2 separate regions of the Homo sapiens genome follow, and region 2 is linked to region 1. A link is a loop called in an ENCODE intact Hi-C map of the cell type or tissue named here. Cell type or tissue: GM12878. All regions are shown on one strand. Each heading gives the region's core, and the rest is flanking DNA. Links, peaks and the distances in the headings are about the cores only. Region 1 overlaps FOXN3 (forkhead box N3). Region 2 overlaps FOXN3 (forkhead box N3).

Region 1 (15,683 bases), core at 2,471-10,470:
TACTAAAAATACAAAAATTAGCTGGGCTTGGTGACACGTGCCTGTAATTCCAGCTACTCAGGAGGCTGAGGCAGGAGAATTGCTTGAACCTAGGAGGCAGAGGTTGCAGTGAGCTGAGATTGTGCCACTGCACTCTAGCCTGGTGACAGAGCAAGACTCCGTCTCAAAAAAAAAAAAGAAAAGAAAAGAGAATGCAAATGTGCTGACGGTGGTGCAGGCCAGGAATTGCTCCAGCTTTGTCTTGTTCATTATTCCTTTGAAAAGAAGCCTCCCTCTGCTCCTCTGTACATTTCTGCGGAACTGGCACTTGAAAGGTAAGGCGCCGGAGCTCTCCCTGCCCCAGTCATAATGGGAAAAGTTTTCACCCCAGGCCAGCCCAAACACTCAATTGTGTTCTTTCTCTACCAGATACATAATCCGTGTTTAAATCTCTTGGCAGTCACTCATTAGTTTTTTTCCCCTACATTCTTTTCTTCTTTGATGAGAACAAAGCCCGGCTCCTCCCAGCTCCCAATCTTGCTTTTCTCTCCCAGGAAATCTCCCTGTCGCACTTTGATCCCATAGGAAGAAAGTCACCCAAATGCTATCCTTCTCTACCTGCTAAAAGAGGAAGATCGCAATTCTTTGTACTACCAAATCTGTGTGCAGAACTCACAAATCTGTGGTGCCAGAGGTCCTGATTTTTCTGGAGGCATTCTGGCGGCATACCATGGCCTGACTACCTAAGGACCCCTCTCTTGGGCACCTCCCCCTCCCTGATTTTTAATGGATTGTTCTTGAGAAAGGAAGGATTGGACATACGGTGACTCCAATGGAATTTTATTCTTATTAAAGCCCTTTGAAGTTCCCTCTTTCTAACACCACCCTTTCTTACCCTCACCCCTTAGATGTGGCATGTTCCATCATCAGAGTTGTTGAAGTTAAAGTTATAGGAAAACCAACCTGAATTTCTCTAATACAACTCTTTGATGTAGAGTAAAACAAAAATCTATTTCCATCCGATATTCTAGGCTTCTAAGAAATGAACTATGAAAGTAAGCTGTTTAGCACTATAGGACTGTAAAGAATTTTAAATTTATTTTATTCCATCTGCTTTGGACTCCAAACCATTCTGGATTTTGATTGAGAGGCAGAAAACCAAGCATTTATTGGGCACCTACTGTGTGTCAGACTTGGTATACAGACAGCATGTGAGAGGCTATCACGTGCCTATAAAGAGCAGGTCACACAGCTTGCAGATGGCTGAGCTGGGACCTGAGCCGGCCTCATCTGACTGTTCTGACCCCATAGCCTGAGTTCTTCTCAAGGTAATTTGCCACCTTGTGGTCACTGTCTTCTGCAGAAACATTCTTCGATGAGCTTTGGAAAGGAAGAATGACATATCACTTGTTAAAAAGGAATTTAGGGTTTGTAGCATAGTGAGAGTAAGAGAGATGGGAGGTGAGAGTTCCTGCCATTGGAAACTGGCAATGGTGAGGAAACAATGACAATTAGAGGGAGAGCCATGGAAATTGATGGGGGAGGCGTGGGGAGGAAGCAGAGAGGATTCTGTGTGGATGGATGAATGGATGGATGGATGGATGGATGGATGGATGGAGGCACCGTTAGGAGAATGGGGAAGGGGTGACTAAGGATTATGAATGTGTGTGTGTGTGTGTGTGTGTGTGTGTGTGTGTAAGGATCACTTCTGTTTTAGACAAAATCGAAAAGCGAATGTAGGGTGGGGAGAATCACACAATATTTTAGGGATTATTTATACGTTTGTTTAATAAGAAAAAAAGAGAGTCAAACCTCACCATATTATAAAGCTTTCTTGCCCATGAATTCTTCTTAGAGCAAATGAGGGTTTCCTCTTGTTTTGTTCCTCTTAAACTCTCAGTCATTTTGGGAATAAATGTCTATACTTCAGCTATCTTTCTAATCATTTCTTATATGTATTTGTTTTTGATATGTCTGTAGGGAGAACTGACAAGGACTCTCACCATCTTTTGAATTTAGTTTTTTTAAAAAAAATTATTGTTGTTAGAGCAACATATTTTGTTAACATTCTTTAAAAATGAAAATCTCTCTAACCACCGTCCTGAATCTCTAATATTGTACACAGTAAATATTTGTGAAATAAAAATGAATAGATATAATTAGCATCCTTTTATTTGATATTGAAGTCATAAAATGGATTAAAGACACAGGGTTAATTTTATTTTGTTAAGGAACAAGCAGTGAAGATTCTTCCAAAAATGCCTGGCTGATTTCTGGTTGACCCAAGTGTATAAAAATTAAGCTCTAAATAATTATCAAAATAGTGTCTGTAAATAGCATATTTGCTGAGGCAAGACTTAGATCGTAGGAATGATGAGCACTGTTGGTCATTTTGGCTGTGCCAAGTTCAATAGACCACTTGTGGCCAAACGCTACATGTGAGGATGTTTTCAGTAATCTAAGCAGGTGTAGGAATGACACTCAGTTTGAGAGACTCAACTGAAAGTAATGTGCTGGACCACTGAGTTGTTTTACAATTAGTCTTGGAAAACTTGGGGGTTTTTGGTCCTTCTGTGCCCCCAGCTTTATTGAAATATAATTGATGAATAAAAATTGTGGATATTTAAGGCGTACAGTGTGATGTTGTGATACACACATTGTAAAATGATTACCACAGTTTAACATATCTATTACCTCATATAGTTACCATTTGTGTGTGTGTGTGTGTGTGTGTGTGTGTGTGTGTGTGTGTGTGTGATATGAAAATAGTTAAGTTCTACTCTTTTTCAGGTCTGTAATCCCAGCACTTGGGGAGGCTGAGGCGGGCAGATCATGGGGTCAGGAGTTCAAGACCAGCCTGGCCAAGATGGTGAAACCCCATCTCTACTAAAAATACAAAAATTAGCTGGGTGTGGTGGTGCACGCCTGTAATCCCAGCTACTGGGGCGGCTGAGGCAGGGAATTGCTTGAACCTGCGAGGCGGAGGTTGCAGTGAGCTGAGATCGCACCATTGCACTCCAGCCTGGGTGACGGAGCAAGATTCTGTCTCAAAACAAGGAGCAAGATTCTGTCTCAAAACAAAACAAACAAAGAACAAAACAAAACAAAACAAATCTACTCTTTTATTAGCAAATTTAAAGTATAAAATACAGTATTATTAACTGTAGTCTCTGTGCTGTAAATTAGGTCTCTAGGGCTTTTATTTTATTTTATTTTATTTTATGTTTGATGAAGTCTTGTTCTCTCACCCAGGCTGGAGTGCAGTGGCATGATCTTGGCTCACTGCAATCTCCACCTCCCAGGTTCAAGCCATTCTCCTGCTCCAGCCTCTCGAATAGCTGAGACTACAGGTGTGCACCACCACACTTGGCTAATTTTTGTATTTTTAGTAGAGACAGGGTTTTGCCATGTTGGCCAGGCTGGTCTCAAACTCCTGACCTCAGGTGATCCACCTGCCTCATCCTCCCAAAGTGCTGGGATTACAGGCGTGAGCCACCACATCCAGCCAACTTACTCATTTTATAACTGCAAGTTTTTACCCTTTGACCAACATCATCTCGTTTCCCCCAGCCCGCCTCACTCCCCAACCCCAACCCCTGGTAACCACCCTTCTATTCTCTGTTTCTGTGAGTTTGCCTTTTTAAAATTCCATATATAAGTGAGATCATGTGCTATTTGTGTTTCTGTGTCTGGCTTGTTTCATGTAGCATGATGTCCTCTAGGTCCATCCATGCTGTCAAAAATGGCAGGATTTCCTTCTTTTCTAAGGTCAAGTAATATTCCTTTGTGTGTGTGTGTGTGTGTGTGTATACCACATTTATATACATATATATATATATATATATATATATATATATATATATATATACACACCACATTTTCTTCATTAATTTATCTGTCAGTGGACACTTTGGTTGTTTCCATATTTTGGCTATTGTGAATAATGCTGCAATGAAATTGAGAGTGCCATGCAGATATAGTATCTCTTTGAAATAGTGACTTTATTTCCTTTGGATATATACCCAGAAGTGGAATTGCTGGATCTTATGGGGGTTCTGTTTTTTTTTTTTTTTTTTTTTTTTTTTAATAGTCTCTCTGTGTTCACCCAGGCTGGAGTGCAGTTGGCGCCATCTCGGCTCACTGCAACCTCTGTCAAGCGATTCTCATGCCTCAGCCTCCCAGTTAGCTGGGATTACAGGCAGGCGCCACCATGCCTGGCTAATTGTTTTGTATTTTTAGTAGAGATGTGGTTTCACCATGTTGGCCAGGCTGGTCTCGAGCTTCTGACCTCAGGTGATCTGCAAGTGCTGGGATTACAGGCATGAGCCACCACACCCAGCTGTTCTGTTTTTAATACTCTAAGGAACCTCCATACTGTTCTTCGTAATAGGTGCTGAGCCTTTTTTTTTTTTCTTTTGAGACGGAGTCTCGCTCTCTCACCCAGGCTGGAGTGCAGTGGCGCGATCTTGGCTCACTGCAACCTCTGCCCTCTGAGTTCAAGTGATTCTCCTGCCTCAGCCTCCCGAGTAGCTGGGATTACAGGTGCCTGCTAATTTTTTTTTGTATTTTTATTAGAGACGGGGTTTCACCATCTTGGCCAGGCTGGTCTTGAACTCCTGACCTCGTGATCCACCTGCCTCGGCTTCCCAAGTGCTGGGATTACAGGCGTGAGCCACCGAGCCCGGCCTGGTGCTGAACCAAATTACATTTCCACCAACAAGGTATTAGAGTTTCCTTTTCTCCATGTCCTCACCAGTACAGACAGTCTTTCTGATAGTAGCCATTCTTACAGATGTGAGGTGGTATCTCATTGTGGCTTTATTTGCATTTCCCTGATGATTAGTGATGTTGAGCACCTTTTCATATACCTGCTGGATATTTGTGTGTCTTCTTTAGAAAAATGTTTATTCAGGTTCTTTACCCATTTTTAAACTGGGTTATTTGTGGGATTTGTTTAGTTTTTTGTTTTGTTTTGTTTTGCTGTTGAGTTGTATGAGTGCCTTTCTATTGTGGATATTAACTCTTTATTGGATATGTGCTTTGCAAGTATTTTCTCCGTCCTGTAGGTTGCCTTTTTCATTTTGTAGACTATTTCCTTTGCTGTACAAAAAACTTTTTAGTTTGATGTAGTCCCACTTATGTTTGCTTTTGTGCCTGTACTTTTGGTGTCGTATCCAAAAAATCATCGCCAAGACCAATGTCATGGAGTTTTCCCCCTTTGTTTTCTTCTAGTTTAACAGTTTCAAGTCTTAACATTGAATTAAAGTTTTAATCCATCTTGAGTGGATTTTTGTCTGGAAAATTTCGTTTTAACAAAGTCTTTAGACCAGCATTAAGGGACAAGGAGTGAAGCATCAGAATCACAAGAGGGACATTAAGAAAATTATATAGGGTGTTGATGGTGGGAGAGGCCATGGAGACCGGGGATGGGGGTAAGGGTATATGGGAACTGACTGTACTTTTTGCTCACTTTTGTTGTGAGCTTAAAATTTCTCTTAAAAGATGAAGTCTGTTATTAAAATATATGTATATAATTTTCCTGACCCTGGAGAGCTGGATATGGTATTTAAAATCATTGACTTAGTGAGTCATAGTTAACTGTGCAGGGTGTCTGCCCCTCTCTGCGCTGTTCAACAGAAAATACATGTTGAGAATTAGTGTCTTAATCATAGAATATTGCAGCAGAAAAGAACCTAAAATCACCCAGTTTAGAGTCCTTAGGTGGGACACCACATGAACAGCTTCCTGGGGTTGTTAGGACTTTAGTTTTGAGTATACATGAAGTTGCCCGTGGTCAATAAGTTTGGGAAACGCAGCTCATTATAACTTCTTTGTAGTAAGCCAAAATTAAGATATTTCCTACATTTTATCAAACAGACATTAAAAAAATCACAGCACACTGATCAACATATTCCAAGGAACACCAATTTGGGAACAAGTAATCTAAAATAAAGATTACCACTCCGTAATGGGTTATGAAATCAATGTAGGGGTTACAACTATCTTTTTGTTTTACAAAAAATAATACAGTAGAATAAGAAATACCAGAGTGCATTGCACAGAGGAGGCTATTATTTTGTGAAACCTTTGTTTCAGTTATGTATGGTATATTTGTGTGAACTCAGTCAGAATGAAGCCTATTTGTTACTATAAATGGTGGCCAAAAATACGCTGGAGAAGACTGGTCTGATTCAGTTCCTCAATTTTACAACTGAAAACACAGAGGAGACCCATGTGGTCCTAAGATCACACGGGGAGTTAGTAACAGATTGAGTCTGAGTCTGTTCTTCATCCTCAGTCCCCTTCACCACTGCTTTTGCTAAATCCATAGACCATCCTGTTTAAAAAGCAACACTCAGGGAAACAACGCAAACGTCCATCAGCAGGTGGTGGATGAACAAAACGTGTCTTGTACAGACAATGGAATATTACTCAGCCTTGGAAAAGAATGAAATTCTGACACAGGCCACAACATAGATGAACTTTGAACATTATGCAGAGTGAAAAAAGCCAGATACAAAAGGACAAATATCATATGATTCCACTTATATGAAGTTTTCCTAGAATAGACAAATAACATAGAGACAGAAAGTGGATTAGTGGTTACCAGGGCCTGGGGGAAGGTGGGAATGGGGAGTTAGTATTTAATGTGTACAGAGTTTGGGATGATGAAGAAGTTCTGGAAATAAATAGTAGGGATGGTTGCACAACAGTGTGAATACACCAAATGCCACTGAACTGTATGTACACCTAAAAAATTGTTTAAGTGGCAAATTTCATATTTTGTGTATTTTATCACACATTCCAAAATGAATCTAGGCGCAAAAGAAGAAGAGGAAACAGAACAACGTAGCATTTCTTGTAGACAGACCTCATTTCACATTCCAGCAGCCGTTTATTCCTTCAGCCTACCCCTTGGTGGGCCCAGGTCCTGAGGATTCTGAGGCAAACAGGACAGGCTCCCTGGCCTTAGGAATCCATGGAACCGACTGTGGCCAAGTGTGGCCTTGATTCTGGAATCCCTGGCAGGTGATGACTGCTGGCATTTCCACAGGTGATGCATTTTACAGCAGCGAGTGATGCTTAGCCAATGACCTTTCATGTGCTAATAGCTCTGATTTTTCCAATTGCAGCATTTGGATAAACCCACAATTTGCTTTTGGAATGCCAAGGAAAAACATCGTTTATGGTTTTTCTTTTGGTCTCACCCCTTTCATCAGTTGGTCTTTAGCCTTAACCCATAAACAAATAGCCTTTTCTCTCTTTACTCTTCCCTCTTTCTTTGCAAGACCTCCAGGCTCCCTGCAAATGGCAATTCAAGCGACATGCTCCTACCCACAAGTTACAGTGATTCACGCTGGCTCCATTCTGTACTCTTGCTTCACATGTTTGGATATGAGAGTCAGAAGACTCGGGGTGAGCCAGAAATGAGGTCAGGGGCAGCTGGGTAGCAGAAGCGGGATGTCTGTTTCTTTCTTGTAGCTGACTTAAGATTTTTGATACTCCCAGTGCAGGGCAATTTCTGCCCGTACAAGCTGTGGCAGATAGGAGTCTACCGCTGGCTCTATTTGAGGGCATTGGAGATTTCTTACTACCTGGCAGGCACCCCTGTGCTTCTAGCCCCTCCACTGTTATTGACAAACAGGTTTGTGCTTCCAGCCACCCTGTCAGAATCTCTGCAGCCCTCAAGTCAGCAGCAGCATTAAAGGAAACCTGGAGGATGTCTCTCTAACTCCACCAGTGAAAATAGTTAACTGGGCTTACTGGGAGCTAAGAAAATAGTTTATTTTTATGTTACATTGAACTTTACCACAAATGGCGGGGGAGCAGGGATGGCTGGCACACATCATGATAATGATCTTGAAACCGTTAGCATAGTCTGTGAGTTTTAGGTCCACCCAGGGTTTTTCCGCCTTGGTACTATTGACATTTGGGGCCAGATAATTCTTTTTTTTTTTTTTTTTTTTTTTTTTTTTTTTGAGACTGAGTCTCGCTCTGTCGCCCAGGCTGGAGTGCAGTGGCACGATCTCGGCTCACTGCAAGCTCCGCCTCCCGGGTTCACAGCATTCTCCTGCCTCATCCTCCCTAGTAGCTGGGACAGGTGCCCGCCACCACACCCGGCTAATTTGTTTTGTATTTTTAGTAGAGACAGGGTTTCACCATGTTAGGCAGGATGGTCTCGAACTCCTGACCTTGTGATCCGCCCGCCTCGGCCTCCCAAAGTGCTGGGATTACAGGCTTGAGCCACCGCGTCCGGCAGGGGCCAGAGAATTGTTTATTGTGAGAGGCTGTCCTGTGCCTTGTAGGATGTCTGGAAACATCCTTGGCCTCTACCCACCAGGTACCAGTAGCACCCCCACCCACCACCAAGTTGTGGTGATGGAAAACGTCTGCAGATATTGCCAGATGTTCCCTGGGGAGCAAAACCAACCCCAGTTGAGGACCACTGGCACACCCCAAATCCCTTCTGCTATGTTCCGAGTTTTAAATGTTGAGGACTTTTTCCATGGATATTCTGGAAATAATAATGAAAAAGAGCTTGGGGTTTTGGTTTGATTCCTGCTTTATTAGTATTAAAGGGTGTGTAAGCATCACAGCCTGGGAAAAATTAACACCTACTATCTATGTCAGAATGAATCTGTTACCCATGTACTAGGCTTGGTTCCGTGAGGGGTGCTATATCTTGGGCAACATGATTTCTGGTGTGGTCCAGCTGCCGAAGAATTGCACAGTGGTGAGGGTCGGTGGCCTCTCTTATATCATCTACTTTGCTGTATTTCCCAGATGGCAGGCCGAGGCCTTGCATGGTTATAAGCTGAGCACAGGAGCAGGTAAGCTGAGATGGAGGAGGCCTGCATCCGTGGCCTCTGAGTACTACTTGTCCTCTTTTCCTTCTGTGCCAGTCCCATGGCTGAATGACATAGGCAGCTTATTTCATTGCACGTCTTATATCTTTCTCTTCCACATCTAAATGGAGGATGGTACCTGCTCTTTATCTTGTTATCACCTGTCAAGCTCTACCCTTGTCGTGGTGTCAGTTATTTGAGATCATGGAATTATCTGTGATGTAATTACCTGTTCTGGAGCCCCAGATGGATTCCTAAGGGCCATCCTCCAAAAAGCCAAGCCTCCGTTTCCCTTTGAGGCTGTGCTAGTGGGAATGTGTCTTTGCCCATTCATCTAGTGCTGCTGGTGGGAATGTCTCTTCTCCTATTCATCCAGTGCTGCTGGTGGGAATGTCTCTTCTCCTATTCATCCAGTGCTGCTGGTGGGAATGTCTCTTCCCCCATTCATCCAGGGCTGCTGTTGGGAATGTCTCTTTAACCATTCACCCAGGGCTGCTGTTGGGAATGTCTCTTCACCCATTCAACCAGGGCTGCTGTTGGGAATGTCTCTTTACCCATTCACCCAGGGCTGCTGTTGGGAATGTCTCTTCACCCATTCATCCAGGGCTGCTGGTGGGAATGTCTCTTCCCCCATTCATCCAGGGCTGCTGTTGGGAATGTCTCTTTGCCCATTCATCCAGGGCTGCTGGTGGGAATGTCTCTTCGCCCATTCATCTAGGGCTGCTGGAACTCCTGTGTGCCATGCTTTGTGCGGGTTACTTGGGATCCTTGATGACTGAGCCAGGTTTCCTGTCATCAGAGCGTACACCTCCAGTTAGAAAGATGGACTTGTAAACAAATCTAATGTAACATGAGACTTGCTTTCGGTCATCTGTACAAAAGTGCTGTAGTTTAACGATCCTGGCTGTTTTGAAGCTCTTCCCAAGTATTGAAGTACTGAAACACAGTGGTGACATTTTGGAAGGCATTAGCCTGTGGTCTGGGAGAATGCTATTTGGGAGTCTGAAAACCTGGGTTTTTAGTGTTGACACTGGCCCTGATTAGCTGTGTGCTAATTCCTGTAAACCTGAGTCACTTCATCTTAATGGACTTCCCTCCCTAGGTTTATAAAATGAGGTGGTTGGGCTAGATCATCTCTAACGTTCCTTCTGATTCTGGTAGCCTCTGCTTATTATAATGTTTAAAGACTGGAAACTTCGAGATTAGCCAGCCTTTGTGAGGAGGATTTATTGTAAGTTTTTAAAGTGGCTTCCCTGCTCATTTGTGCCTTTGGGGAGACTTGGGCAACTCTGGTATGGTCAGAAGCCTAGCAACACTTTGAGGCCCCATCTGAGGGGTAAACTAGTAGTCTGAAAGACTAAACAGATGTCTTGCCCTGAAGTTCCAGAAGAAAGATACCATCTGTAAATAGCCTCATCAACTTTCATAGGGCTTTTGGCGGGTAGAGGTGCCTTTTACCATTATCCTTCTGTCCACTTGTGGATTTGTATAAATCCATTAGGTTAAAATTATCCATTCCTTTTGCTCTTGAAGCTGTAGGTCAGTTTCCTGCCCAGTTTAAACCTTGTCGCATACTTGTCACTTTTAAATTCTGTAAGCACCATCCTCAGCATTCCAGGGCTGGTAACCCCAAAGATGGCAGCAGCCAAGCTCCTAGCAAGGGGCACCCAGTCAGGGATAAGATCTGTAGTCGTTAAGCACATCATATAATAATGGTAGATAAATATTTGGAGCATTCTTCTCTCCTTAGTGTACTTCTTCATATTTCAGTTGCTTTGTATATAAATCTCACCTTTTCTAAGGAAACATTATATGATCTCTCACTGCATGTCATAATAAGTTTCCCGGACCACCTAGATGATACTTGGCAATTATGGCCTCATGTTGTGGTCCTATGTGTACATGTGCTTTTTCTCTTTCAGAATTGGACTCATCTCTTGGAGCCAATGATTGCATCTAATCACCAGCAAAGACCCCACAGCTGGGTTGGGTGGTGCGTGTGTGAGCATGTGTGTGTGTGCATATTACGTACCCGGGAAATGTTGGCGGGATAGATGGATCACAATGTCAGGCACGGGAAGCACTCAATAAATAGTTGTTGAATTGTACCGAGTTGTAGTGGCTAAATATTTCATGGTTCTCTATTCTTCCTACTTTATGCCACTTACCATGGGCTAGAAAATAAGATGAAGCTGTGTTTGCATTGAATAGTGGTAAGTGGTTGCTGGTTGTCTGAAGAGTCATAGAGCTTTTAGTGGTTTTACAGCTCTGATTCTTTTTTTTTGACAGCAATGTTTACTATTTCTGGCCATTATGTACACTAATATAAAAATTTAATTAGACTCTTTCTTTTCAATTAATTATTACAGCCCTGTTTGTTTGCTCTCTCGACAGAGCCTGCTTTATGGGAACAGGAGAGATCAATTTTCTATCACAAAATTCATTACTTTTGACTAAAGTCCAGTGCGCCTGTGAGTGTGTGCACCACTCTTGATGACTTCCCGGGCAGCCAGAGGATTGTGGATTCTGCCGAGTATTAAAGTAGCCTTGGTGAAGGGATGCTTTTGATTCAAGAAGAGTTTGATTTGATCATTGTCCTTCTCAAAGCAGCACATGAAGCAAAATTAAAATTCTGTACAGTTCCTGGGGTTGAAAATATACTTGTGTCTTATTCATTCCTCATGTTTAATATTTTCTTAAGCATCCAGAGAGTTGGAATTGGGTATAGATAGAATATGTAAAGGCTTCTGCCTTAGGAAAGCTATTTTCTTTGACAGCACCTATAAAAGAAGGTGTGTGCTCTGGGAGGGCAGGGACATGGTAGGTTTGTTCTTTACTTAGCTCCAGAGCCCACACAGTGCCTGGCGCTTGGTAGCTGTTGAGTAAACGTTTGTTGAATGAGAACGCATGAGATACAATAGTTTTGCTTTACATCATTGATAAAAGTGTTCTTTCATCACCGGTAAAAGTGTTTTCTGGATTAAAAGTTCTCTGTGCCTCTGTCTCTAATAATTCCCCATGATTAATGTCTTAGATGGAGCTGTTTTCAGTGTTGGGAGACGCCAGACCTGTGTTGAGAGTGCAGCCATGCTATCTTACTTGACAGGACAGGGGCTAGGCTTGGTCCCCAAGAGGCACAGGTAATGCCCAGCTCAGTTCATTGAGCCCCCAGGGGCAGAGCATCATCTTGGGACTCACACACATCTTGTGCAGTTCTATACCTGCCACTTCACTAGCTCTGTGATGTCAGGGCCTGCAGTGTCACCTCTTCTGTTCTCTGTTCACTGATCTGTAAAACTGGGCCAGTAGTGTCTACCACCCACAATGGGTAGTGTCTATTCAATGAGATCACCACAAGTCATGTCCTCTGTACAGAGATAGTTCAATAAATGTATCTGTTTACAACTCCTTTCCCTTCCTGTGATGTTTCCCTTTAACAAAGAGGGTGGTTCTCCACCCTCCATTTAGAACTGTTTCACCTCTTACTCTTGCATGAGATAGGGAAGAAGAAGAAAGGGCCCCAGTAGCCTCAGTCTCTGGGTCTCTGACATGATACAGTGCAGAGTTAGAGGTTAGACCTGTGTGGTGATAATGGTGGTGGTGATGGTGGTGGTGGCGGTGGTGGTAGTGGTGGTGGTGGTGGTGGTGGTGGTGGTGGTGGTGGTGGTGGTGGTCGTGGTGGTGGTGTTGGTGTTGGTGGTGTTGGTGTTGGTGTTGGTGATGGTGGTGGTGGTGGTGGTCGTGGTGGTGGTAGTGATGGTGGTGGTGGTGGTGCATGTGTGTTGGCATGGGCATGGGAGCAGGAGCCCGAAGAATAGCATAGCTCAGCAGAACTTTCTGCAGTGGTGGAAGTACTCTGTGTCTATGCTGTCCGCTGTGTAGTCACTAGCCACATGTGGCTTGTTGAGCACCTGAGATGCACCCAGTGTGCCCATGGAATTGCATTTTTAGTTTCCTTTAGTCTTCATGTAACTAATCCCATGTGGCAAGAGGCTACCATGTTGGACAGCGCCACCCTAGAGCCTTGCTATGGCCTAAGGATGTGCAACGTGTGCGTTTCCTGGGAGCCTGGGAGAAATGCAGAATCTCAGACGTCACCCCAGACCTGCTGGATCTGAACCTGCTTTTTAATACAATCTCCAGGTGGTTTAAGAAACACTGGGCCAGCCTTGAAACCTCTCAGTGTCTTTCCAGAGACTTCCAGGCAGTTGTGCTGGTCAAGGATGGAAGGTTCTTGCTGTCTTCTTTGCCTTCTCAGCTGTTCTCACAACCTGCTGTGGTTTTCAGGGGACCCATGTGTGTGGGTCCCTGTGGTTAAGAGATCAAAGAAAAAAGTTCTGTAGCTGTCATCTTAGGATGAAACGCTGTTTTGTGTATTCCTCCTCATAAACCTCCTTAATCTCTGTATTCCTATATTCTCTCCCCAAAGGGTAGCTCTGCTGTTATTTTCTCATGTATCCTACTGCCGCTTTGTTTTCCCTGCTAGTAAAGATGTGGGTACATACACACACACACACACACACACACACACACACACACACACACGCACACACTTAGCTGTTTCAAACCAAATCAGTATGTTTAGGCTGTGGTTCTCTTAATGCTTCCCAGCACTCTGGCTAGTGATCAATATTTCAAAAGCCTAAGTAGCATTTTCTCTTTAAGTGAAAATGTCCCCCCACCTCCCTGAATGTATTAATAATTTCTATTCCGTAATGGTGCTAATTTAACCCATCAAAAACAATAGTTACAGAAAACTTTGCAGATTTCTTTGATGCCCATTGGAGAAATCACTTTAGCTAATGGGCGTGTTGCTTGGCTATTACTGATATTCGGCAAAGCTGGGAATTGGACTATATGTTTAATTATTTTGGTGGATACTTTTCATTCTTGAATGGCTCACAGACATCACATGGTGGTGGCTTAGATGTTGTCTATATGATGTCTGTTGCAGGTTGCAACTTAAGCTGTATCTGAGGAGTTGCCCAGGGCACCACAAGGAAACTGAAGCACAAAGGCACCACGCTAGAGGTCCCTGCCTCTAATGAGTCTCTAAAACACATCCAAGGTTACAGTGCTAGTAAATGACAGAGCCAAAACTTGGACCCAGCAGCATGGTTCCAGTATCTACACTTCACCACCACCCCCAATTGCCTTTGCTCTCTGTCAGGAACTGGCCCCCTCTGCTACCCACTGTGCCTGCTCCTTTAGATCGATGTTGTCACTGCCATGGGTCCTCTCCGTTTTTTGTTTGTTTGTTTGTTTGTTTTGCGATGGAGTCTCATTCTGTTGCCCAGGCTGGAGTGCAGTGGCGTGATCTTGGCTCACTGCAACCTCTGCCTCCTGGGTTCAAGCAATTCTCCTGCCTCAGCCTCCTGAGTAGCTGGGATTACAGGCGTGTGCCACCACGCCCAGCTAATTTTTGTATTTTTAGTAGAGACGGGGTTTCACCATGTTGGTCAGGCTGGTCTCAAACTCCTGACCTCGTGATCCACCCACCTTGGCCTCCCAAAGTGCTGGGATTACAGGCGTGAACCACTGTGCCCAGCCGGGTCCTCTTCTTCTTTGGGACCTCTCCTTCTTTGGGTCTTTGCTCAGGTGTCACCTTCTCAAAGACACCTACCCTAACCACCCCTTCAAAATACTCGTGCCCCACTGTCATTCTTTCTTTCTTTCTTTCTTTCTTTTTTTTTTTTTTTTTGAGATGGAGTCTCGCTCTGTCGCCCATGCTGGAGTACAGTGGCGTGATCTTAGCTCACTGCAACCTCTGCCTCCTGGGTTCAAACGATTCTCCTACCTCAGCCTCCCGAGTAGCTGGGACTGCAGTTGCCTGCCACCACGCCTGGCTAATTTTTTGTATTTTTAGTAGAGATGGAGTGTCATGGTGTTAGCCAGGATGGTCTTGATCTCCTGACCTTGTGATCTGCCCAACTTGGCCTCCCAAAGTGCTGGGATTACAGGCATGAGCCACTGCGCCCGGCTCCCACTGTCATTCTTTATTGCCATTGCCTTTAAGTTTTCTCCTTAGCTTTTATTACCACTTGCACATTATGTATTTGTTTTATGTAAATTCCTTGAGAGCGGGGACTTTCTTTTGCTCTCTGCTGTATCCTTAGGCTTTGGAACAGTCCCCAGCCCATAGTAGCACGAGGCTGGTAGTTTTGAATGGATGGATGGATGGATGACCTTCTAACTGGATAGCTGCCATTGACTCCCACTTGGCCTCCTTCTTGCCTCTTCCTGGTGTGCCTCTGCTGTACCTGGCTAGTACTCAGCGAGTATTCAGCATGGTGATTCCTCCGAAACATCTGTTTGCCCTGACAGTTCCTTGCAGAGAAGCACCTCATATGACTCTTGACTGCCCCACCGGTCCCCTTCTCAGCCTTACTGAATGTCCTTCATTTTTTGACTATGCCACCATGTTGCTCCCTCTTTTCTCTGTTCTTCCCTCTGCAGCCCCCTCCAGACAAGAACACTATGTCCTTGTGTGGCCCAAGCATATTGTCTGTCCTGGCATTTACACTTTAAAGGCATCTCTTCTCAGTAGACTCCAAGTTGTGTGAGGGCAGGAGCCCGTATCCTCTCTTGTTCCCCTTCATGCCCCCAACTTTACCTTAGCACCTGGCTTCATAACCATCTACTGATAGATGAATGAAGCCATTTAATTGTATGGGTAGAACCACACAAAATATGTTGGAAGCAAGTCTCACTTCTCTGGAATTAAATGTTTCTTTGGCACTACGAGATCTTACTGTTCAAGCTGTGAGATTTAAAGGGAAAATGCTTCCTGCTAATTATTAACAGTTGCCCTGTAAGAGCAGAGCCATTATGGGGTCCCGAACCCTGGCATGCTGCCCC
Region 2 (15,683 bases), core at 3,900-11,899, 53 kb before region 1:
CTAATGCTGCCTATGGGAACATATTTGAAACCTAACTGGGTTCACATTAAAGAAATGCCATAAAGTTAGGGGGCAGATGGTTTGGGTTTTTTTCCTCTCCATTTTTTGATGGGGAATGAAGGGATCACAGATCTTGACAACAAAATGGAAAGAGTTTATAGGGTTCCAGGTTGGATTGCAGTGGTGCCATCTCAGCTCACTGCAACTTCCACCTCCTGGGTTCAAGCAATTCTCCCGCCTCAGCCTCCTGAGTAGCTGGGAATATGGGCACATGCCGCCATGCCTGGCTAATTTCTTTTACATTTTAGTAGAGATGGGGTTTGGCCATGTTGCCCAGGTTGGTCTTGAAATCCTGAGCTCAAGCAGTCCACCCACCTCGGCCTCCCAAAGTGCCAGGATTACAGGCATGAGCCACCGCGCCCGGCCAGGGTTCCAGTTTTATTAGCTACATAGCCTGCAAGCAGAGAGCACGGTGGCACCAACCAACCAGGCTGTATTTGGGGACTGTCGCTTATTTTTCATGCACTTGGTGCTGAGGCTTGAATTGGTACAATAAGATGCAATACCTGCCCAACATTTCTTATTCAGGGCCTAGTTAAACCTTGAACTGGGAAGAAGCAGCCTTTGTTTGGGGGAGCGTGTTCTTCTGCAGCAGATCCTTTTGGTTGAACCATGAAATAATAAGACTCGGTTTGCACAACTGTGAATGCCCAAGTTGGCTGAATTCTTGGTACAGAGGCAGAGGGACGGGATGCCTGTCTTTGGAAATATGAACGTACTGGCTGCTTTGTTCACGATGACTCAGTGTTTGTATGACCTTGGTTTTACTAAACATCTGAAGGCACTTTTGTCAGGTGTCCTCCATTTGCCCAATGTAACCGTATTTTATTTCTGAGACACAGTCGTGCCCTTTAACACAGTCTGTTTTTCGAGGAGGAGGATTCACTTACCGCCCTTGAAAACCAAGGTCAGTCTGGGGCTGGTGATGGGCATTTGGACTGTTCCTTGGGTTCAAGGTGATTTTCTCTTACAAAGTTTTCACCCTCTGTAATTGGCCTCGGAAGACCACACATAAATAAGGAAAGACAGTTTTCTGTATGCCGGTCCTCTTCACCTCTGGACTGTGGTGGGCTGGATCTACCGTTAACCTTAGCAACTGGAGAAAGGAGTTTCTCGAGACACTGTCTGCCTACCCTGTCTTCGACTCATCTGTTCTGAGGCTTTGGGCTTCTCTCAGTGACCCTCTTTCCTAAATAATAAGTACAGGAACTGTGGGAGAAACTGGACTAAGTGTAAGTCTGAACTTGGCCTTAGAGAGGGTCTTAGTCCTGCAAGCTGCGGGGGCAGCTCTCACCCTCAGAACTTCAACCGAGGCACCTCTTACAGCATCTGCAGGGGAGGGCAAGGGACTCTCTGGAAGGGTTTCTGGAGATTTTGGTCATACGAGTAGATTCAATTACTTTGGAGCTTCCTTGGGCCATTTTTATTTTCTGTAATACCTGCTGTTTTATTTTGCTAGGCTTTCCCCCCTAGAATAAAGGCACATTCAATAATAAGAATTTTGTAGTAGCCACTACTAAATGATACTGCTCGTCAGTTTGAAGAAAAAGCTAATTGTCAGCTCTGTGTTGAGATTTCCTTTTTTTTTTTTTTTTTTTAAAAAGCAGCTTAGAGAAAATCCCTGAACATAGTCTCCTGATTGAAAAATACATTAGTGGATTTCACTGCTTTATCATTTTCTTAAAGTAATAGTTTTCCTTACTTAAAAAATTATATGTATTAAATTATATTATTTATACATATAAAATTATATAGATAATATTTATATATATATAGAGAGAGAGAGAGAGAGAGAAAGAGAACGAGAGAGATCTATTGAAACATATGGCTGAAAACATGCCCAGTGCATATTTTTTTTTTTTTTAAAGGGAGTCTCACTCTGTCATTTTAGCTGGAGTGCAGTGGCATGACCTTGGCTCACAGCAGCCTCAACGTCCCAGGCTCAAGCAATCCTCCCACCTCAGCCTCCCAAATAGCTAGGACTACAGGCTTGTGTCACTATGCCTGGCTAATTATTATTATTATTATTTTTGTAAAGATGAGGTCTCACTGTGTTGCCCAGGCTGGTCTCGAACTCCTGAGTGCATGTGATCTGCCCACCTCGGCCTCCCAAAGTGCTGGGATAGCAGGTGTGAGCCACTGTGCCTGGCCAGAATTTTTTTTTTTGTTTATAAAAGTGAAAAACAAGGATTTATTTTATGACATTTTGTAGTTGTAAAGAGCCTTATTGTTCCTTGAGTCCAGCCCTCTGCTGTGGGCCAAAGGACAGGAGTCACCTCTGACCCGGTAGGGTCATTTCTGTGAGATGACTGGTGGATTTGCTAAGATCGTATATTGATGCCCCCAAGCTACCCTTTGTATGGTGAATTTGGCCACCTACACATCAACAAGTGACTATTTCTAGCCATCCCACCGTGGCCTGCCAGCCAGCAGATCAATTTCACCAGTTTTTCCGTCTTTGTCTTTATAGCACGGTTTATTTGTGCAATCATTTGAATTGTTTATGTGCTTTGCCCTTGTTTTATTAAAATGAAAGTGACAAATTAAAAAGGTTAATAATAGGAGTTAGAAAGAGCGTAATTCTCCTAAACACATCAATTGAGAAAGAGGGAAATCAATTGGCGTGAATCTTTGGTCTTGATTGGGCGCTTGTGGGATCTACCGCTGTGAAGGGAAAGGATAGAATGAAAGGGTGTTCATGAAATGCTGTGAAGTAATTGTGGATGCTTGAGTCTGAGACATTAGGTATATTTAGAGATTTTATAATCTTTCTTTTTTTTTTGTTTTAAGTACTCTAAAAAAGGGAATAGTTCTTTATACCTAAGAGATGCACATTGTAACATGTAAGTTTTTTTCACTTTCATACATTTTACTTCCAAATTCGTTTGCAGGAAAGAATCAGAGATGGGAAAAAAGAGGAATTGTCCATAAAGACAAATTCCTCCCAAACGGGCCTGTAAGTTCCCCTCAGGCTGCAGCTCTCCCTGCTGGAGTCTGCCTGGATCAGCATTTCCTTTTCACAAGAGCAAGCACCCAGTCACCCAGTCTCCAAAATCAGCCCTTGTAGTATTTCCTGAATCTCTGAGTTCTCTTCCCAGAGCCTCAGATGGCCCAGTTTTCTGTTTCTGGATCACCCGACTTTGGTTTTCTGGGATCCCTTGCTGAACTCTGCCTGGTGTCACAGTGCGGGGCCTGTGCTCTGCTGGTGCTGTTGAGCCACTGGTAGCAGCCTCGTCTCCCACCCCTGGTGTCTGTGATCCATCCAGTTTCATCATGTCTTCCCTGCTCAAGGGCTTTTCTCTTGGCCTCTCTCATGCATCTTCTTCTTGATTTTCCTGCTTCTCATCAAGCTGGCACCTTATTTATCAGGGTCCAGCTTTAATGACACCCCTTCAGAGAGGTCTTCTCTGAGCCCTCCTGCTCGCCTTCCTGGCAACACTTAGCTCCAGGTGCATTTACACATTTATCTGTGACTTGTTCATCACGTGTCTCCTCTAAATGTAAGCTTCACAGTCAGTCTAACCCAGTGCTTGGGACAGCGCTGTGTGCAGGGGGCTCCAGAGGTTCTGCTGAGTAAGTCAATGGCGCATTCATTCTCCTGGCTTCCTAGGCGCTGACCCTGATAACTTGATAAGGGCAGAGCCAAGCTCTTGGGCCCTGTGGCCCACACCCAGCAGCATCCCACACCCTGCTTGCAGCGGCCCCACTCTTCCATCCCTGAGTTGCAGGTGCAGCGTTCACTGTCTCCAGGCTCTGTCCTGGTAGCCTGGGCACTGTCATTACTGTATCCTTTGCTCAGATGGCCTCAGTGATTGCTGCCATCCATGGAAGTGAGTTCTCATCTCCTCCCTGACTTTCCAGGCCCCATGGAGTGTGTGTTCGCCCATTTAGGCTATCTTCCCTCCAAGACGGAATCTTGTTCTGTTGCCCAGGCTGGAGTGCAATGTCGCAATCTCGGCTCACTGCAACCTCCACCTCCTGGGTTCAAGCGATTCTCCTGCCTCAGCCTCCCAAGGAGCTGGGACTACAGGTGCACGCCACCACGCCTAGGCTAATTTTTGTATTTTTAGTAGAGACAGAGTTTCATCATGTTGGCTAGGCTGGTCTTGAACTTGTGACCGCAGGTGATCCACCCACCTGGGCTGCCCCAAGTGCTGGGATTACAGGCATGAGCCACTGTGCCCAGCCCCATTTAGCCACCTTATTTCATGTTGCTTCTCTGTAGTGTGCCGCTGCTAGACGCAGGTGGGTGCCTGCCCTGCCCTGCAGAATTCACCTTGCATGGTGCACATGGTTCATGCTGGCTTTACCTGCTCCTCCTCCCTCTTCTTTCTGTATACCCCAGACCAACTCTGTCCTAAGGGCTCCGTTTAAAGCCCATTTCCTTAATGGAATCTACTCCTGATCTTATTAATCTCTCTCTCTCTCTGGCCCTTGGCAGTTATAGTCTGTCTATGTAGTTTATAATAAACTTTATAATAAAGTCTGTCATCTAATGAAATAAGGAGCAGAGCAGATGAGTTTCAGGAGGGTGGAAGTTGGAGTCAGAGAGACCTAGGGCTGAATCTTTGTTTTACGACTTGCTAGCTGTGTGTCCTTCAGCAAGGTAATTACTGTTAATGAGCTTTACGTTCTCATCTCTGATATGAGAGGATAATGCCTTTCTCACATGGCTGTTTAAAGATTAAATAATGATAATACAACTCCTGGAATATAGTACACACTCAGTAAATATTATACTGACGGTCATTTCCTTCATGTTGGTGCTATAGATTGAATTGTGTCTCCCCCCTAATTGGTTGGTTTGTTTATTGATTGATTGATTGATTGATTGAGACAGAATTTTGCTCTGTCTCCCAAGCTAAAGTGCAGTGGCACGATCTCGGCTTACTGCAACCTTCGCCTTCTGGGTTCAAGTGATTCTTGTGCCTCAGCCTCCCGAGTAGCTGAGACTACAGGTACACCACCACATCTGGCTAATTTTTTGTATTTTTAGTAGAGATGGGGTTTCACCATGTTGGCCAGGCTGGTCTTGAACTCCTGACCTCAAGTGATCCACCTGCCTCGGCCTCCCAAAGTGCTGGGATTACAGGCGTGAGCCACCATGCCTGGCACCCCCCAATTTATATGTTGAAGCGCAAACCCTCAATGTGGAGCTAATTAAGGTTGAGACCATACGGATGGGGTCCTAATCTGATTGGATTGGTGGCCTTATAAGAGGAGGAAGAGAGATCACTCTATTCATGCACGCACACCAAGGGCAGTCCCCATGAGCACACAGTGAGAAGGCAGCCGTCTTCTCACGAAGAGAGTCCTTACCAGGAACTGAAGCTGCTGGCACTTTGACCTTGGACTTCCCAGACTCCAGAACTGTGAAAAAGTAACTTCTGTTGTATGAGCCACGCAGTCTGTGGTATTTTGTTCTGGTAGTCTGAGCTGACTAATAGAGTGTGCTTTGGCTCTAATTAGATGATGATTTGTTGAGCTGGCATTGATTGAGCCCTTGTTAGGTGTTGGGCACTATCTTACTTAACCTGACCTGTCTAATCTCTCAATTCTCAAAACCACTTTAGAAGTTGGTTAAGTTACTTGCTAAGTTCCCCTAGCCTAGTAGTGCCAGGATTAGAACTATGACTTCACGTTGCAGCCCTGTGAAATGGCACCTCCTGCAGTTGTGCAGGGCAGGCCTCTGCGGCTGTCCGTGGACGACCTTGACAGATGGGAGACCACATGTGTGTCCCTGACTCCAGTGCTCCTGCTTTCACTAGAGAGCAGATGACACACTCCTCGATGTCAGGGGAGTTGCCTTATATTTCATTTCTGGTGGCACTTAGCAAGTGCTCTGTGCACAGGAAGCAATTAAAAAATAATTTTTGGTTGGTTAATTTTCCCCAAACACTTAGCTCCTCCTACATCTGGAGAAAGAGTGAAATTTTCACCCACCCTCCCGAGCTCCCCCGTGTGCATCCTCTGAGCTGTTTGCTGTCAGCGAAGGCATTTGCGTGTCAAACCTACCCATAAACTTGCTGAGTTGACAAAAGCAAAGAGAGATCAAGTTTTCAGTTGTTGGAGAGTAGAACCGTTGTGAGTCTGAATCTGCAATTCTTTTATTCTCTCAGTGAGTAGAAGTGAGTCTTTGTGAGGATGGCCTTCAGCCAGTATCTTGACACCTCAGTTACGTAAGTAGTTCTCATCTTGTTCTCCTCTTTTGCTTTTTTCTCCCTCTCATGTACACTCACAGTAAGAGGCCTGAGAGAACGTTAGCCAACTCCTTGTTTTTTGAGACAGAGTTTCACTTTTGTTGCCCAGGCTGGAATGCAATGGCATGATCTTGGCTCACCACAGCCTCCGCGTCCTGGGTTCAAGCAATTCTCCTGCCTCAGCCTCCCAGGTAGCTGGGATTACAGGCATGTGCCACCATGCCTGGCTAATTTTGTATTTTTAGTAGAGACAGGGTTTCTCCATGTTGGTCAGGCTGGCCTTGAACTCCCGACCTCAGGTGATCCATCTGCCTCTGCCTCCCAAACTGCTGGGATTACAGGCGTGAACCATGGCACCCAGCCCTCCTTTTTTTTTTTTTTTTTTTTTTAAATGTTTGCCTCAGCTTTTGTTATTCAGAGAGAAATTGGTCTCATCTGCCTCAGGACACGGATGGCTTTACCTATAATTAATTAAGCCTTTTCCTCTCTGAAGTTGATGGGTTTGGACTTTTGAAAAAGATGGGCCATGTGGCATCTTAACTTAGGCTCAAGGTGATAGGGTTATAGATTTTAGACCTCCCGGACCCTCTCTATAGATATTGGCCAATATTCTTTATTAGCATGTTTATGTAGGTATTAGCCAGTATTCTTTATTGGCACATTTATAATTTATACCCCACTTCCTTTTCATAGGGCTTGCCATAAGACATATAGGTCACAATCAGGTCGCTAAGGTAAAAATTGAAAATAGACAAATGCAGTAGAGAGAGGGGAAAGCAAATATTCCAAATTCTTGACCTAATATATTTGTTGTGATTGAGTGCCTGACAGCCAAGGCAAAAATGGAAACTCGGCAGATTCCATAATTCTCCTTCCCTGGTAAGATGCCGACTTAGGGGAGAGACATAATCTCCAGGTGCAAGTTTATAAAAAGATTTCATTGTAAGGCTGTTTCTCCATGGGATATAAAACCATGTAATTTACAACACGTACAGCAACCTTAGCTCCAGTTCAGAGAGCCATCAAGGCTGTTGTTCCTGCCATTAGTCATGACCTTATCCTTCTCTGCCCCTAGCTAAGGCCTGTTCATCCTGTAGACTTTGACAGCCATCATCGCCTCCAAGAAGTCTGCCATGATTCTCCCTGCTCAGGCTGGGTCATGTCCCTCTTCTCAGTGGAACCATAAGACAGGGCTTATTTTTATCTCTGCATCTCTGTATTGCTTTATATATATATTTTTACAACTAGATGAGGTATTCCTAGGACTCATTCCTGGTATTGTGGTAGGTGTGGGGCTGATGTTTGTTGAAGAAAGGAAGTTTTTTTTAATCTAGATTACAAAAACAGTTTTCCAAGTGGATGAAACCATGTTATATGAATGAAAGTCATTAGTTGTTTTTTAGTGTCTGCCCATAGTAAGTAGCTTGTCTGTGACTCAGAATTGTATGTTCCTGGTACGTATTAGAAGAGCTGGTTGTCAGATGCAGACTCAGGAGACTTGGGTTCTGGTCCTGATTCTTCCACTAAGTAGAACTATCACTTCAGCATTTCACAGGCTTAGTTTCTATATCTGCAAAGTGAGCACAGTGAAGCAGGCTGGTGGGCGCAGAGGTGAGGAGTTGATCTCCTCTCCCACATGCCACGCCCAGGGCAGCCATCCATCGCTGGCCACAGCTGTCATCCTCAGCTGCTTCTGTGAGCACCATTCTCAGAAGCCACCACCAGTCCCTTGGGGCTGGCATCAGAGAAGAAGTCTGTTTAACATCTGTGGAAAAGGTTACCTTTGAGGTTCTTTCAGCTCTAATGATTGTAGCATATCCCCTGATGTTCTCTGTTATCACTGTAGTGGGCTGAAATGTCCCCCCCCACCAAATTCATGTCCACCTGGAGTCTTATTTAGTGACCTAATTATTTTAAAATAGCATTTTTTTTTTAGCTGGGCATGGTGGTGGGCACCTGTAATTCCAGCTACTCGGGAGGCCGAGGCACAAAAATTGCTTGAACCTGGGAGGCAGAGTTTGCAGTCAGCTGAGATCGCACCATTGCACTCCACCCTGGGCGACAGAGCAAGACTCTTCTCAAAAAAAAAAATGAATACATAAAAATAAAAATAGGGTTTTTGCAGATGTAATTGGTTAAGATGAGGTCAGAATGGATTTGAGTGGGCTCTGAAGTCATTGACTAGCGTCCCTTACGAGGAGAGGAGAGGAGAGGAAAGGAAACAGATACGTGGGGAAGATGACACAGGAAGAGACTGGACCAATGCAGGGGTGAGCCAGGGAGTGCCAAGATCGGCCGGGGGCCGCCAGAAGCCAGGAGGAGGCAAGGAAGGATGTTCCCCAGGTCCTGTCGGCTCCTTGATTTCACACTTCTGGTCTGTGAGAGAATTTCTGTTGATTTAAGCCACCAAGTTTGTGTTAATTTGTGATGGCAGCTCTGGGAAACTATTGAAAGTAATGGCAAAAACTGCAATTATTTTTGCACCAACCTAATTTGGTGCAATACACTCACCTCTGATTTTTGTCGTCATTTTGCCTGCTCTATCAGGCTAGTGTGTCCCTCTTCATGTCTGCCTGGAGAAGCCTCATGCATTGGAAGATGTCTTTTTTGCCGTGTCACATGTGGTAGAACCTGACATTTCTCTGCCTGTTCGTGAACATTTAGACATTGATAAAAGCTCATTTTCCCAATTAATAGATGAAAGCATATGAATTACTTTATATTTTTGAGGGACATATGTTTAGTTCAGACTCCCTGAGGTCTTATTCAAATTATCAAAAAACCTGGCTACCGCAGTGTAATTCACAGATGGTACTGACTCTAGCCAAAAAAGGAAAAAAAAAAAAAAAAAAAAAAAAACACCACCCAAAACTGTGCTCCAAACACAAAACTGCTTGAGTGTTCTGAGCAATAGAGTATCGAGGGAATGGTGTTGGGTGGATCCCTGCTGGGGAGCCTCCTGCTACTGCTTCTCCCGTCTTGGACCCAGGAGGGCACTTCCTCCAGCTGGGGAGTTTCTTCACCGTCCCTTTCACGTACATGTCATCATCAAGGAGACCTCCAAGCTTTTGTCTGTGTTTTCTGTGCCTCAAACACCATCCCCTCTTTGCCAAGCGGTTTCATATGTTATCTAAAGAGCTCAACACTCTGTAAAGTGGCAATGATTGTTCCATTTTATGGATGAGGAAACTGAGGGTCAGAGAGGCAATTAGGTAACCGATCACAGGTGACACAGCTAGGAAGGAGCAGAACAGAATCTGAACTCAGATCCTTCCTATTCCCAAACCCACGTGCTTCCTGCCCCACCTGAAAGGGCATTTGTGGGTGGGGTAGGGACAGTGGCTTGAGCCAATGCAGATGAGTATAGATGCATTTGGAGAGAAAACTTGTAGAAGTGGAGAACATGAGGGAACAGAGATGGGTTGGCATAAGAGAAGGCCAGAAAGATAGGAAGGTGCCATGTTGGGAAGGGCTTGACTTTCAGGCTTGGAAGTGAGGGTGTTTTGTGTCTCTACTGGGGAACATTTGAAGGCTTGGAGCACGGAGAGGCATGGAGTGTGGGAGTGGGATTTGAAGTATAATGAAGTAGAGTGATGGGTCAGCGGTCCAGCCGGGTTATAATGAAGGATGGAATTAGGTTGGCAGCAAGGTGTACACTTGGTGACACCAGACCTACTGTCACAGAGGTAGAACCCACAGGCTCTGATGATAGCTGTGGGGGTCATAGGGTAGGCAGACAAGGAAGGGAAGTAAGAATCTAGGTTTAAGTCTGCTTAGAGGCGAGGGGAATAGGGAGGAGAATGGATTTGGTCTGACAAGCAGTGGGGCAAGGTGATGAATGGGTTGTGGTCTGGCCATGATGGACTCAAGGGGCCAAAGGGTCATCTAGAGAGGATAATCAATTGACAGGCAGATGTGTGGGCTGCAGACACACCAGGTCAAGCTTAGGAGTAGTTGAGAGGATCAAGCAAAGGGCCTGGGGCATTGCCGCCCCTCCCTCCGTCCCTCCCTTTCCCCTTCCCTTCCCCTCCCCTCCCCTCCTTCTCTGTTGCCCAGGCTGGAGTATAGTGGCATGATCACAGCTCAGTGCAGCCTTGAACTCCTGGACTCCAGAGATCCTCCCATCTCAGCCTCCTGAGTAGCTGGGACCACAGGTGCGCACCATCACACCTGGCTAATTTTTTTAATTTTTTCATAGAGATGGGGTCTTCTATGTTGCACAGTCTGTTCTCAAACTGCTGGGCTCAGGTGATGTTCCTACCTCTGCCTCCCTAAGTGTTGGGATTACAGGTGGGAGCCAGCACACTTGGCCTGTACCTTCACTTAAGCAAACCTTTTTTTTTTTTTTTTTTTTTTGCTTTTTGAGGCTTTTTTTGGGCTGCAGGTGCAGGGCCTAGCCAGACTTGGCAGCACACTTTACATGGCCAGGATGTCGGGCAATGTTAGAATTAGTTGGAGAGGGCTCTTATGGTTATGTCACCAGATGTTGGAAAGGCTTTAGTTATAAAATTAAAAACAAACCTATCATCTGTGTGATTTTGTAGGCCTCGGGGTTCGAGGTATCCTGTGAGTCACCCAAGGAATCCTGGGAGTACATAGTCCACAGTAGACAATTATTATTGCTATTTGTCAATAATATCTGAAGATGACTGTTACCTTTGTGGTGATTTATCTTAGAAGGAGGCTTTTCTCCTGTGTTTGCTGAGTTTGATTTGAGTCTTTTTTTTTTTTTTTTTTTTTTTTGAGACGGAGGGAGTCTCACTCTGTTGCCCAGGCTGGAGTGCAATGGCATGATCTTGGCTCACTGCAATCGCTGCTTCCTGGGTTCAGGTGATTCTCGTGCCTCAGCCTCCTGAGTAGCTGGGATTATGGGCACACGCCACCACACCTGGCTACTTTTTGTATTTTTAGTGGAGATGGGGTTTCATCATGTTGGTGAGGCTGGTTTTGAAACCTTGACCTCAAGTGATCCATCCGCCTCAGCCTCCCAAAATGCTGGGATTATAGGCATGAGCCACCACGCCTGGCCTGACCACACCTGGCCTGATTTGAGTCTTAACATGTAGAGCTCTGGGCATCTCAGGACTGGTTTTGCCCCTTGTCCACAGGGGAAGCATCTTCAGTAGTGATTCTAAATGTGACTTAGAAAACTGCCCATGGTCTGTGAGGCTGACAGTGTCATTGCCTCCGCTCTTTATAGGACGGGGTTGTGGGCACCCTGGTGCGTGGCCTCAGCATGCTGAGTGAGAAGCAGGTGATTGCTGATACGACTTATAAGGGGTGTGGTTCCAGTCGCCTTCATGCTGGGCGCACAGACGGGCACGGTGTACGGGCTCACTGGACTGCATGGTCAACATGGAGGTCTTTCTGAGTTGTGCAAAATGTTCTTCTCAGGAAGCTTGACTGCTGTTTGATGTTAACATGATTGAGGAGTTTAGGCTTGACTAAAGTCCTTTGGTATCCCTGTGAAATAGGACTTTGTGTTAGTACATTCTCACACTGCAAATAAAGACATACCTGAGACTGGGTAATTTATAAAGGAAAGAGGTTTAATGGACTCACAATTCTGCGTGGCTTGGGTGGCCTCACAATCATGGCAGAAGATGAATGAGGAGCAAAGGCATGTCTTACATGGTGGCTGGCAAAGAGAGAACTTGTGCAGGGGAACTCCCATTTATAAAACTGTCAGATCTTGTGAGACATATTCACTATCACAGAACAGTACGTGCCCCTATGATTCAATTACTTCCCCCCGGGTCCCTCCCCCGACATGTGGGAATTATGGGAACTACAATTCCAGATGAGATTTGGATGGGGACGCAGCTAAATCATATCAGACTTTAACAAGGAACAGACCTTAGTCATCTGCAAGTAGTGAAGTCAGTGGTATGGGAAAAGGTACTGTTATTCTGCGTTTGAATTGAGCTTGGCCAGGCACAGTGGCTCACGCCTGTCACCCTAGCACTTTGGGAGGCTGAGGCAGGTGGATCACTTGAGGTCAGGAGTTTGAGACCAGCCTGGCCAATGTGGTGAAACTCTGTCCCTACTAAAAATAAAAAAATTAGCTAGACATGGTGGTGGGCACCTATAATCCCAGCTACTCGGGAGGCTGAGGCAGGAGAATCCCTTGAACCTGGTGGTGGGGAGGGAGGGCGGAGGTTGCAGTGAGCTGAGATTGTGCCACTTCACTCCAGCCTGGGCGAAAGAGCGAAACTCATCTCAATAATAATAATGAAAAATAAAAATAAAACAAAACAAAATAAAATAAAATGAATTGAGCTTATATTTTGGGATTCCCTTTCTGCCAAAGCTGAGTAGTTCTTCATGCTCTGGAGCAGTGGTTCTTAACTGAAGGTGATTTTGCTCCCCAGGGCACACTTGCCAAGGTCTGGAGTTGGTTGTGAGATTGTCGGGGGAGCGGTCTACTGCATCCAGTAGGTAGAGGCCATTGATGCTGCTCAGTGTCCTACAATACACAGGACAGCTCCCACACAGCAAAGAATTACCCGGCCGCAAATACCAATAGGGCTGAGATTGAGAAACCACGGTCTAGAATCCAGCAAAATCTTTCGATCTTCACCACTGTCGACTGGGGAGGGCTCAGCACAACTCATGAAGCCATGGGTTTCAGCACAGCCAGGGAAGGTCCCCGAGTGAAGGTCAGATGGGGAGAGGCCTGCATGGCTGGCACCGAGGAGACACAGCCAGACCAGTAGCTGCATGCTCTTGGGCAAGCTCTTCCCGTCTGAGTTTAGTTTCCTTAAATGCCAAGTGAAGAAAGCCAGCCAGGGTATCACGAAAACCCTTTCTAGAACTCATATTCCAAGATTCTGGCCCTGACCCTCTATTCTCATAACCTGGGCATGATTCAAGAAATGTGTGAGCCAGGCACAGTGGCTCATGCATGTAATCCCACCCCTTTGGGAGGCCAAGGCAGGTGGATCACTTGAGGTCCAGGGATTGAGACCAGCCTGCCCAACATGGTGAAACCCTGTCTCTACTAAAAATACAAAAATTAGCTGGACGTGGTGGTGTGTGCCTGTAATCCCAGGTACTCGGGAGGCTAAGGCAGGAGAATCACTTGAACCTGGGAGGCAGAGGTTGCAGTGAGCTGAGGTTGCACCACTCACTCCAGCTTGGGCTGCAGAGCGTGAGACTCTGTCTCAAAAAAAAAAAAAAAAAGTGCAAAAAGAGATTCAATGTGACCTCATTTTCCCTGCCTTTCTCCTTTCTTCCTAGTTTTTATTTGCATTTTTTTTGTTCCAAAAGGGAGAAAATGCACACAGTTAAAGAAATATTTAAATTGTCCCCTCTTATCATGATAAGCCTGAGAATGTTTCTTTTATGTCAAGGAGAAATGACTTTAATATATATTTGAAACGTTTCTGCTCAGCGATGAAAAATCCAATGTCAGATCACTTACAGCAGGCAGACTTGGGCGTTTTAAGCATCTCTCCCAGGATATCATCCAGGCAGCAAGGGCTGTCCCCAGACCTGTCTGGCTCTGAGAGAAGGAGTCCTGTGGGTGCACGAGAGAGAGCCTGTGATTCCAGCATGTCTGGGTATTCCCCAGCTGATGGTGCAGACATGACATCATCCTGAGTAGCTATCTTAGCTCCCACCCCCTACATGCACACTCACGTACTATCCTGGGAGCTCTTGATTTTCTGTATCAATGAATGGATAATATGCACAAGGTAGCAAAAGCTGTTCTTCCTTTTGGATTAGGGGAACCATCTTTCTCCTTTTGCTGGAAATCTTCCCTATCATGATGTTACTGTGCTAGTGCAGACATAACAAAGTACCACAGCCTGGTTGGCTTAATAAAAGGAATTTATTTTCTCACAGTTCTGGATGTTGGAAGTCCAAGATCAAGGTGTCAGCAGGGTTGGTTTCTTGCAGGCCTCTCTTCTTGGCTTGCAGACGGCCGCCTTCCCCACATGTCTTCCACATGGTCTTCTCTGTGTATGTCTGTGTCCAAACCTCTTCTTAGAAGGACACCAGTCATAGTGGATTAGGGGTCACCCTAATGACTTCATTTTCCCAATTACTTGTTTAAGACCCTGTGTTAAAATAGAGCCACATTCTGAGGTACTCGGGGCCAGGGCTTCAACACGTGAATTGGTTTCAACATACGAGTTGTGCAGTTCATTTTGTAACACCTGTGGAGATGGGTAGAGGGCAGGTTCTCTCTGCAATAAGGTTTTACAGATGGTCATTTATCTTCTGCTTCTTTCTTTTCCCTTCTTATTTTTTACTGTGAGAAAATTCAAACATGCAGAAAAGTTGCAAGAATAGCAATGAGTAATTGTTAACATGTTGTTGTATTTGCCTCCTCTTTATGTGTAGATTATATGAACTGATGAAAACAAAGTTTTAGGCATCATGGCACCTCACCTGTAAACTTTTCAGCATGAAGCTCAGAACAAAGACATCCTTTTCTATAACCCCACGCTATTGTCACACCTAAGAAAGTTTCAAATAATTCAGTTCGATGTCTGTCATCTAGTCCATATTCAGATTTCTCCAGTTGTCCACTAAGACCTTTATTTATTTATTTATTTATTTATTTATTTTTTACCAGCATCCAGTGAAGATGTGGGCACTGCTGTTGGTTTTTATATCTCTTTAATCTCTTTAGTCTGGAATGATCTTCCCATTTTCCTCTCCCCCTCTGATGACACCGACTTTTTTTCTTTTTTCTGAGACAGTCAAGGCCAGTTGTTTTGTGGAATGCCCACATCCTGAATTTGATGGATTATTTCCTTGTGGTGTCTTTCACCTTGCCTTGTGTCCCATGGAAGTCAGATCCAAATGCTTATGTAGGCTCAAGCTTTTTTTTTTTTTTTTTTTTTTTTTTTTTTTTTTGAGACAGAGTCTTGATCTTTTGCTCAGGCCGGAGTGCAATGGTGCAGTCTCGGCTCACTGCAATCTCTGCCTCCCGGGTTCAAGAATCAAGCAAGTCTCCTGCCTCAGCCTCCTGAGTAGCTGGGATTACAGGCGCCTGCCACCATACCCACCTAATTTTTGTATTTTTAGTAGAGACGGGGTTTCACCATGTTGGCCAGGCTGGTGTTGAACTCCTGACCTCAGGTGATCTACCCGCTTCAGCCTCCCAAAGTGCTAGGATTATAGGTGTGAGCCACTGCACCCGGCAGCTCAAGCTTATTTAAACAATTGCCAGGCAATGCTGGGTGCTTCTTAAACCATTATGTCTCACCAGGTTGTCCACTGTTAGTGACGCTAAGTCTGATCAGCGGCCAAGGGTGGTCATGCTGATCTCTCCATTGGAAGGTGTGTTTTTGGCAATGAGCACATAGCCTACGGAGAGATACTTGGGCACTGTGTGCATAACCATTGATGATTCTTGCCTGAATTATTTTACCGAAAGTTGCAAAATGGTGATTTTTCTAATTCTATCAT

What was found. A loop is a pair of places that touch in the nucleus more often than their neighbours do. Peaks named below come from ENCODE experiments on the same cell type or tissue, not always from the same donor. Only the 100,000 strongest peaks of a DNase experiment are listed, where the experiment ranks them.
Region 2: it touches region 1 in a loop (5-fold over the local background); 6 of 110 quality-filtered maps call a loop at or near these places.

Annotation. Positions count from the first base shown.
Region 1 is chr14:89,322,131-89,337,813 of GRCh38, reverse strand. All of the region lies in intron 3 of FOXN3 (forkhead box N3), which reads left to right. Among named protein-coding and RNA genes, the nearest start is that of FOXN3-AS3, 20 kb to the left of the region's middle. RefSeq lists enhancers at 6,461-6,510, 7,450-7,699. In GM12878, for the core only: no CTCF peak of the experiment used is centred there; a DNase peak (open chromatin) is centred at 6,173; H3K4me3 peaks cover 468 bases; H3K27ac peaks cover 4,785 bases.
Region 2 is chr14:89,376,466-89,392,148 of GRCh38, reverse strand. The region is part of intron 2 of FOXN3 (forkhead box N3); the gene reads left to right. Among named protein-coding and RNA genes, the nearest start is that of FOXN3, 33 kb to the left of the region's middle. RefSeq lists enhancers at 5,497-5,596, 5,977-6,026, 6,077-6,146, 7,818-8,017, 8,028-8,197 and 2 more. In GM12878, for the core only: a CTCF peak has its summit at 5,766; DNase peaks (open chromatin) are centred at 5,568, 5,879 and 7,878; H3K4me3 peaks cover 2,010 bases; H3K27ac peaks cover 4,282 bases.